Regions from separate parts of the Homo sapiens genome. Here region 1 is linked to region 2. A link is a contact called in ENCODE Hi-C or POLR2A ChIA-PET data. All regions are on one chromosome and are shown on one strand. Each heading gives the region's core, a stretch centred on a gene start or an enhancer-like site at or near the end of the contact. The rest is flanking DNA. Distances are from core to core; before and after follow the strand shown.

What was found. Hi-C counts contacts between places; a loop is a spot of excess contacts on that map. ChIA-PET counts read pairs that join two places held with the same protein, here RNA polymerase II (POLR2A). Pooled maps may share reads with other maps.
Region 1: a map of PC-9 shows a loop between it and region 2 (2.2-fold over the local background). The contact joins the promoter of COL21A1 here to the enhancer-like site in region 2. A Hi-C loop is called at or near these places in 8 of 168 maps with a recorded cell type or tissue (A673, PC-9, aorta and 4 more) and 4 of 50 pooled maps. POLR2A ChIA-PET finds 5 or more read pairs at or near these places in 2 of 52 experiments (H1 and MCF 10A).

The regions. Positions count from the first base shown.
Region 1 is chr6:56,243,919-56,249,309 of GRCh38, reverse strand. It overlaps COL21A1 (collagen type XXI alpha 1 chain), which reads left to right and starts at 1,730. Exons shown (of 30, transcript NM_030820.4): 1 at 1,730-1,923. RefSeq lists enhancers at 1,830-2,329, 2,330-2,831.
Region 2 is chr6:56,097,424-56,102,542 of GRCh38, reverse strand. It overlaps COL21A1 (collagen type XXI alpha 1 chain), which reads left to right. Exons shown (of 30, transcript NM_030820.4): 17 at 1,018-1,071. Among named protein-coding and RNA genes, the nearest start is that of COL21A1, 150 kb to the left of the region's middle. Within about 2 kb of position 1,347, at least 5 of the 41 ENCODE cell types and tissues checked have a DNase peak (open chromatin) inside an H3K27ac peak, as active enhancers do; they include A673, PC-9 and ascending aorta, where a contact is called at or near this core.

The DNA of each region.
Region 1 (5,391 bases), core at 481-2,980, 150 kb before region 2:
TGGCAAACTGTTTTCCAAAGTGGCTTAATCATTTTTACAAGCCCACTAGGAATATATGAGTGTTCCAATTTCTCCATATCCTCCCTAACACTTATTGTTTTTCTTATTTTAGCCATCCTAGTGGTATAAAGTGTATCTGCTTGTGGTTTTAATTTTCATTTCCCCAATGGCTAATTATGTTTAGCATTCATTCATGTTCTCATTGGCCATTAGTAGATCTTCTTTGGAGAAACGTCTAAATACTTTGTGCATTTTAAAACTGTCTTTTTACTCTTGAGTTGTAAGATTTTTGTATATCTGGACACAAGAATCTAATTGTATAGATGGTATGCAAATATTTTCTTAGTATGTGGGCTGTTTACTTTCTAGATAGTGTGATTTGAAGCACAACATTTTAAATTTTGATGGAGTCTAACTTATTTTTTCTTGAATTGCTTGTGCTTTTGGTGTCATATCTAAGAAGATGTTACCAAATCCAAAGCAATGTTCTCCTATCATATTTTTGTAACAGTAGAATCTAACATGAATGAATAAGGAAATTCAGGAAATGATCATTTGAAGATGTTTGTATCACACCTGAATTAAGTGAGATTTAGTTATTGAAGAAGGCATTTCTTTGTGAACCTGTTCCCACAGGGAGAAATTAATTCACACATTCATTTAGCCAATATTTATTGAGCACCTTGTATATTCCAGGTATTGTTCTAGGCTCAGGGGACACAGCTGGGAACAAGACCAATTTCCTGCCCTCATAGAGCATACCTTGAGTTGGATAGGAAACACACACAAGCAATGAAGATATGAAAACCTTCAGATAGCAATAAGTGATCTGTTGAAACCAAAGTGGGGTTGGGCATTCCATTTGGATGGGATGTACAGGAAGGACTCACTCTCAAAGTGTCTCAAAGTGTCACAAAGAGTGGATAATTTGATGAACAGAAGCAAGCAACTATGATAAGGTCTGGGACAGAGTTTTGGAGGCAGAAGAAATGCCAAGTGAGATGAGAACACACTGGTGTGTATAAGAAAGGGCAAACAGGTCTTGTGTGTGTTGGGGTAGGAGGGGTGCACACGGGTGAGAAAAGAAGAGTTGCAGATAATAGGGAAAGCATATGAATGTTAAATAACTTTCTGGCTGCTCTGTGAAGAATGCACTCAAAGGGGCAGAGCAGACAGCATCTTTATCTTGTCATAAGGCTGTCACCTTATTCCGAGGCTTCCTTTGTAATTGCTAAACCCTTAAAGGTCACTGCCTACTTGACTATTTGAAAGTGAACTTCCCTCAGGTTTTGGAGCAGCTGTTACTTTTGGTTGAAAGCAAGGAACATCAGTCCGCTGCAACGTACCTTGGCGCCCCAGAGGGGGGTTCTTCTTGGGCAAGGGAGGCAGGCCTCCTTCGATCAGTGCAGGCGATGCTCTGGTGTTGCCCAAGTCTTTGCCTCCTTTAGTGCTTGCCCTTTCAACTGAGTTGCCTTTCCTGCTTTCCTGGCAGTCCCTTATTTTGCCTCTCTCCTCGCGCTTCCCTGGTCCTCCTTCACCCTCGTTTTCAATCCTCAATCGTGCATTTTCTGATGCTAGCAGGATTTGAACTGAGTGTTTCCACCAGGGCGACACTAGCAGTTCGCCCTTCAAGATCCAGATCCAAAATCCACCCTCTGGTCTTCGGCCAAGGAAAGGGGGCGGGTGGGGAGCGCGAACCTTATCTCCCGGGCTCCGCCTCCAGGGGGCTGAGAGCGAGTTTCTGAGCCTCTGAGCTCTGCACTGGCCGCTGCAGGGAGAACGGACTCCGGGCGGAGGGCAGCCAATCCGTTTCAGCGCAGGTCTTGCTCGGGTTGGGCTTGCCACTGCCTGGAACATACCTGTCCCCCTGGCGCAACACTCAGCTGGCTGCGACGGCAACCCCGAGCCTGGACACTGCGCCAGGTAAGGAGACACCTCCTACTCCCCTCTCGCTGCCAGAATGACATCTCGGGGGGCCTCAGGGCTGGCTCTCCAGGGGCTGCAATTTGGCATTTTGGGTTTCCTGGGGGTGCAGTCTTCTCCCTGCGCCAAAGCAGTTGGTGAACTGTTCGGTGAATTCCGCGCCCAGCTGGAGGCTGAGATGTCAGGATTTGTCTTGCAAAGTTACTTCATGTTAATGAATCTTGGGAGGTTCTCTGGGTGCAGATTCCTGCCTTGGAGTGTTTGGCTTCTGAGTACGATAACGTGCGTTGATTTACTCCCCTGAGCTCAACCCCACCCTCAGCTTTTAGCTTCTTGGAAGGGTCTCCAGCGTCCACACGTGGCGCTGAGCGCGCAGAGCTGTGGGTCTGGGGCTGTGTTGAGTGGGCCAGAGGTTCTTTACGGCTGCTGCATTATGGACTCACTCCGGGACCTTTAAAAAAATCGATGCTTGAGCAGCACCCCAGACCAATTACTCAGAATCTCTGGGGGTGGGACTTTGAGCATTAACATATTTAAAACTTTTGTCAGGTGATTCCAAAGTGCAGTCGAATATAGAAAGCAGCGAACTACAGCAGTGATTCGCTGTGTGGCATCTGGCCCGCAGCAGCAAGCACCTGGTAACTTTGAGAAATACAAACAAAATCTAGGGCTCTAGCTCCGCCCTAGACCCACTGAACCTAAAACCCTGAGGCTGGTGCCCAGAAACCTGTGTTTTAATGAGCCCTCCAGGTAATGCTAGTGCTTGCTCAAGTTTGAAAACTGTTGGGTTGGACCTTACTTAATCAGAGAAGACACCTGCAAATTTCCCTTCACCAAGGGAGGAGGCAACAGACCACTTTTCAGAAGAACCTTAGTTATTTATTAGTAGAGTTTTGCCCATATTGAAAAAAAAAAAGCATACTGGGGACTTTGAAAGATCTTATAAAGGGGAGACTTAAGCATCATCGAATAATTTTTAAGCAGTAGAATTTGTATACTTGCTTTAGGAGAGAATAGGAATTTTTCCTTTTCTAAAAGTTGAAATGAAGCCAAGGAAGAAATATACATGAGTCTTCCAGCTGTAATAACAGGAATCTTTGACCCCTGATGAAATGTTCCTGGATCATCACTGTCATCAGTGCAGGTTACAGCATTCATATGCGTATTTTGTCTTTTCCTAAAGTAGTTGAGGGTTTAAGGGATTCATGCCAATTCTCTTTAGTGAAAGGGAATTCAGTGTTGCAGGCCTCTGGATTATTGAAGTGGACCATTTTTTTTTTCTTTTTATAGATATCTGAGATTTCAAAATTTTGGCTAAAATAGTTCCAGCTGTTTCTAAGCCATTAGTTCAAAAATAGAATGACTTTGCAAATGGGCTTAAATGGATTAGAAATCTGACACTGGATAAGAAAATCTAGAATAGGCATGACTCCAATCCCAGCACATGCGTGCTGCAATGAACACAGGGCTAACTGTACCAAGACTTCCTGTACAGAGAACATTTATTTTCCAAACTGCTTTTTTTCTGTGCCAATTTGTGACTGAGGTATATAAACTTGTTAAGGGTTAGGTACTAAGCTTGTATTTAGAGAATCTGGGGGAAATTTAGATAGTGGTTAGGAACAGGAACTTTGGTCTGAGGCAGACCTGGGTTCAAGACCTGCTCTTCTGCTTCTCTGTGCTCTTGGATAGTTGCATAGCTTCTCCGAGCCTCATTTTCCTTATCTGTGAAATGTGGGGCGTACTAGTACACTTACCTCATAATTCACATTGTTGTCAGAGTTAAATAATGCTTCTAAAGTGCCTAGCATAGTAAGTTAAATATTTGTTAGCTCAAAATACAAACTCATGTATACACACCATCAAACAACATAATCCTCAACCACCTTAAAAGAAGATCTATGTTGATACATGATTAGATTTTTATTTAAATACCAACTGCACTCTTAGAAGGTGACTATATGGACATCCTCAAATTATCCTTATAATTTGATTACATACTTTATATGGAACTTTCTGGAAAAAGTTTTAGATTAGCTTCAAATCAATAGCCTAGGTTTTTTTAAGTCACTGTGGTGAAGGATTTCACCTTCTGGTAGCCTTTATAATGTATTAACATTCATATTTAAATAGCCGTAAAATCTGGTTCTTCAGAATACTTTTCTTTGTAAAAGAAAATCCAAATGAGAGAGCATCTAAAAGTGAGATGGTGTAGTCTCCAGGAAAGCTAGTTTAGAAGTACTATCTGGTGTTTCTTAGGTTCTTAACAGAGTGAATAAAGGAAACCCTATCCAGTTACATCATGATTTGTTCAAGAAAATATAAGAGGAAGCAAAATGAGGACACAGAGCAAGGACAAGCCTAAACTGGCAAAAAGAGTAGGTGAGGTAATGAGTCCTTTTCTTCCTTAGCTGCAATAATTTCAAAATGCTTCAAGTCACACACACATGCATACAATCAATTCCTTTCACATTATTTGATTGGAACTGATCTCTATTATCCTCTTAGGACCAAGTAGATCTAGTGAAAATATTTATGGTATTAATGCCAAAAAAGATGCCAAATGATTCTGTACTTTGAAATTAATTTCCATTCTCTTTTATTTTAGCGATAAGTTGAATAGTGTATTACTGAGAATGCCTTTTATGACTCATCTGGCATCTTTAAATGCAAGAGGTTGTAACCTGCTAATTACCAATCATATATGACTTCTATAAGACTAAACATAAAGCAAGTTCCGGCATCTAAGCACTTTAGTAAGTCCTCCATTCAAGAAATCAGATCTTCATTAGGATACTTTAAAAATTATAATTTAATGTTATTAAAATGATTAGAATTAGAATTTAATGTTATTAAACTAAATGTAATTCCAATTTATTATAAATAGGGTTTTCTATTTGACTCACTGTGGAAAGAGGAGGAGTAGCTGTGGGGATGAAAAAGAAGGTCAGAGGCATACCTGTTGTTGGGAAAAATGGAGACATATAGGAGCAAGTTCAGATTCTCAGTAATCAAATGCTGTGTTCTGGATAACTTAACTGAAAAGCTAAGAGAGTCTATGATGTTGCAATTCAGAGTGACAGATGGGGCAGCACTGCTTGCAGTGAATGGCCAACTAGGAATGATCAATATTGCAATGCCCCACAGTGACTTCATGACTCTCCTGTCATAGGTATAGGGTCCAGAGCAGATATAATCATAAAGAAGTTGTGCTTGGTTTACATAACCTGGCTCACTTAGAAATGTTCTGATGAGAGTTACCTGGCATTCATTTAGGTTCATTTTCAGGGCCCTCTTTGTTCCATAGTGGATGGTTTTACTATTAAGGTCAGTCTTGAAACTGTTGTGAGTAAGGCCTATCACAGGAAATGGATACGTGTTTTTATTTTGTATTTATTATCTTTGGATTATATTTCTCAGCATGCAATAGTAATTCTTTAGTTTGCTTCATTATTATTCTTGTGAGAA
Region 2 (5,119 bases), core at 98-2,597:
ACTCAGGTATTTGAGACATTTACGGGAAAAAATGCTTTTATTTTACCTCCTATCTTGCTTTCATCTAGGATAAAATGTTCTTTCTGGTATGAAACAAGTGTGGCAAATTGCTTGCAGAGAACTTTGCTTGTTGTGATGCAGCATTTTGCTGGACAGAAACAAATGCATGGCTCATAATGACTGTTAGATTTCAAAAAGTCTGGGGTGTGTACATGTGTGTATATGTGTCAACAGGCTCTTCCTTGCTATCCTTTATTTTGCTCAGATAGTTTAATAGTTGTACTAATCTGCAGATATTATACATTTTAGGATTATATTCAGCTAATATTTATTGTTTTAGTAGAAGAAGTGTCAGATACATTTGTATTCACTAGCAATTGATTCATTTAGGAAAAAAATTTAGCTTCCAAAACGTAGATGTAAAATAAGATGCTTAACCTGAGCATAGTAATGTAAAGGTATATATCACTAAAAGCAATTATAATTTAACAGCTACCTAAAATATGCATTATAGATGTTTATTTTAAATACGTATATACTAAAGTGCCAGATAATTTCAACTAATAACCTATAAATAACTCCATTCCTAATGAAAGTTTTGTTTTTACTTTAAAATGTAACTCTTTGAAGGCAAGGTCAAATTAGGTCCAACATAGTGATCAATTTTAAAATAAAAATGAAAAAGTATATATGAATAGGACTGATATAGAATATTGGTCACATTTACCTTGGAAGTAAGATGGTCTATTCTCATAAGAATGACTATACAGTACCACAGTTATTTAATAACTTAATTATCTGCCATTATGTACACATTTTTGTTGTTTATATAGTCACTTTATGAATTTCTGAAAAAGTTATTTGATGTCAGGAAAAGTTAATATCAGTAGTCCAGAAGTAATTTTAATTTTTCTGTTTGTATTTAATGTTCTTTAATATGTAATGTTATATATTGTTATTTTGGTAAGCAGACCTCAAAACTGAATTCTCTATTTCTTTTTGTCAAATCATTAAAAGGGAGAAGCAGGATCCCCTGGTGCTCCGGGGCAGGATGGAACACGGGGAGAGCCTGTGAGTACCTTCTCATTTCAGTTCTAAAAGATGAAGTTCTTTTCCTGTTACGAAATCCTTTTTGGTTATTTAAATTCTTCTCTCAGATGCCCTATTATTTGTTCAGTGACTTCCAGATTTTAGATGTTGTAGAAGCTGCTTGTGAAACACCATAAAATATTGAAATGTTGAATCCTCTTTTAGAAACCAGGAAGAATTTTGCAAACAGTGTGAGTCACAAACCACAAGCACTCATGCCCAAAGAAATGCATGGTTAACACAAACATCATGGTCTGTTGCTGAGCCTTCAGTCGATGTCACTTTACCACTCATCTATTGTTTCATAGTATACTCTTTGGGATCTTGTGTTCAATAAAAATCAGGGGTAGAGAAACATGACTAAGAAAGTACTGAATCTGAATCCTAGATATCTACATTTTTAGCACATGTCCCAGGTGATTCTGAACTTCAGGTGAGTTTTAAAAATATAGTTTGCCCCCACATTTTATTCCTACAACTCGTGGCCAACATTTAAATACCAGCAGATCTTATTTTATTCATCAAAGGTACCTACCCTCAAGAAATTTGAAATTTGCCTTGTGCGGAGCTAGGTTAAGAACTGAAGTAATAGCTGAGGTGTATTTGTATCACATTTATCACAAAGTGTTCAGTTGAGATTTCAGAATTTAAATATTGTACATAAGAGGGAGAGAGGTATCACCAAAGCTTCTTAAATAGGGTAGAGGGATTAAACTACTCTGAAAGTTACTTAATAAAATTTTCGTTGAATTTCATCTTGTGTATGATTATGTACTGGGCCAAGTTCTATATAATGCTATTACCTTCCAGAAGCTTATAATTTAATTTGGAAGACTGAAAAAAATGATGCAAATAATTACCAACTCTTTATATTATGTGCCAAATATGAATCTCATATGGAGTCAGAAAGCCAGGGTTTGGAGATGACTACTGCTACATTTCAGCAGTATGAGCTTGGAGAAGTCACTTCACATCCCTGAATATTTTTCTCTAAGTGTGAATAGTGTAGATGCTTATAGTGCTTACTTCATAGGGTTGTTGTGAAGCTTACGTAGGAAATTTTTAAAAATTGTAAAAACATTGCACAAATGCATGGGGCTATTCTAAGTGCTGAAAGAGTATAGGAAGGTAATCCTGTTATTGAGGTGCTTGAAAAAATTTTACCAAGGGTTTGTGCCAGATTTGTTCATGAAAGGATGACTGGGAATCAAAGGAAGACAGGAAAGAGAGAACTCATCTGAATGAAGACACATATGTGAGATGGTTAAAGGTGTGCCCAGGAAATAATGAAATGATCTTAATGAGGTCCTGAATCTGCAGAGAAGGGTCTCTGTTGCGTGTTAGAAAGTAAAGGTAGAAACTTGGCTAGGGCCATAAAATGGAGAACCTTGACTGCAAGTTTGAAAAGTAAACCTTATTCATTTGTCATTGAAGTTTTGTGAGAAAAAAAGAGAACATAGTAAAAAGAACTGTTTTAGAGGCAGTGTATGAGCTCCTGGTGTGTGTGGAATGATTGGAAAGGAGAAGAAACTGGAAACAGGGTGCTAGTTAGCAGGCTCTTTTGACAGACCAGGCATGAAGTAGAAGGCCTCGACTAGGGTATTAATAAGCATGGAGTGGGTTCAATAGGGTAGCATGAGCTCAACATATGTGAGCCATAATTGCTGTTATTTAAGAAAAATTATGAGACTTGGTAACTGGATATAAGACTGGGTGTGATTATTTGTTTATGTTATTGTTTCAGAATATAAAGTAGGTGTGTGTGTGTATGTGGGTGTGCGTGTATGAGGGAAAGAGCATAAGAAACACAAAGAGAGGTGAGAGAAGGAAAGGTTAATGGGAAGAAAAGAAGGAAAAAGAGGAAGAGGGAAATAAGAGATAATAGACATGAGAGCTTGGATATAATTTAGGATGTGAAGGCTGGGTGCAGTGGCTCACGCTTGTAATCCCAGCACTTTGGGAGGCCGAGGCGGCTGGATCACGAGGCCAGGAGATCGAGACCATCCTGGCTAACACGGTGAAACCCCGTCTCTACTAAAAATACAAAAAATTAGCCAGGCGTGGTGGCGGGCGCCTGTAGTCCCAGCTACTCGGAGAGGGGCTGAGGCCGGAGAATGGTGTGAAACCGGGAGGCGGAGCTTGCAGTGAGCCGAGATGGCGCCACTGCACTCCAGCCTGGGCGACAGAGCTAAACTCCCTCTAAAAAAAAAAAAAAAAAAAAAAAAAAAATTTAGTTTGTGACTGTGTTCTAAATGTTTGTGAGTTAGTTATTTGGAATCTGTAATTCATTCTCCCGTAGAAACAATGTTAGAAAGGGCAGACTGACCGGCAAGTCTGTGTAGACCATAATTCAATGTGAGGAGCACGTATTTACGTTGAACATGATACTATTGAAATATCTTCATAAAACCTAAAAAGATAAAAGAAATATTAAACATAGGCCGGGTGCAGTGGCTCACGCCTGTAATCCCAGCACTTTGGGAGGCCGAGGCGGGCGGATCATGAGGGCAGGAGATTGAGACCATCCTGGCTAACACGGTGAAACCCCGTCTCTACTAAAAATACAAAAAATTAGCAGGGCGTGGTGGCACGTGCCTGTAGTCCCAGCTACTCGGGAGGCTGAGGCAGGAGAATCGCTTGAACCTGGGAGGTGGGGGTTGCGGTGAGCCAAGATCGCGCTACTGCACTCCAGCCTGGGCGACAGAGCAAGACCCCGTCTCAAAATATATATATATTTATATATATTTATATATATATTTATATATTTATATATATTTATATATATATTTATATATATTTATATATTTATATATATTTATATATATATTTATATATATTTATATATATTTATATATATATTTATATATTTATATATATTTATATATATTTATATATTTATATATATTTATATATTTATATATATATTTATATATTTATATATATATTTATATATATCTATATATTTATATATGTATATTTATATATATCTATATATTTATATATATATATATATTTATATATATTTATATATTTATATATTTATATATATTTATATATATATTTATATATTTATATATATTTATATATATTCATATATATATTTATATATTTACATATGTGTTTATATATTTATATATATTTATATATTTACATATGTATTTATATATTTATATATATTTATATATTTATATATGTATTTATATATTTATATATATTTATATATTTATATATGTATTTATATATTTATATATATTTATATATTTATATATTTATTTATATATCTATTTATATATATTTATATCTATTTATATATCTATTTATATATATATTTATATATATTTATATATATTTATATATTTATATATATTTATATTTATATATATTTATATATTTATATATATTTATATATATTTATATATTTACATATATATTTATATATATTTATATATTTATATATTTACATATATATTTATATATATTTATATATTTATATATATTTTTATATTTATATATATTTTTATATATTTATATATTTATATATATTTATATATTTATATATTTATATATATTTATATATTTATAGATATTTTTATATATTTATATATATTTATATATTTATATATATTTATATGTATTTATATATATTTATATAGATTTATATATATATTTTTATATATTTATATATATTTATATATATATAAAAAATATAAAATGAGGAGTGCTTAGAAGATGCTTTCCTTTCCCATGGCTGCTTGTTTCTCAGTTTTATCGCCAAGCAGACACTGATTTGGGTTTGTTTTTGCCCTGCCTGCTCCCACTTTATTCAAGACTTATTCCTGTCTAGAGTTGTTGCACTAGAATAATTTACCATTCCAGGGAGTGTGGCCCTTTAGATTTTAACCATTTCCTTCTTTTCTTTTTTTTCTTTCCTCCCAATATTCCTTCCACCCCTGTAATGTTTAGCTTCAGTGGTGAGGGAAACACAGTGACTGCCTCATGGAGGCTTACAGCCTAGTTGGGGAGATAGATG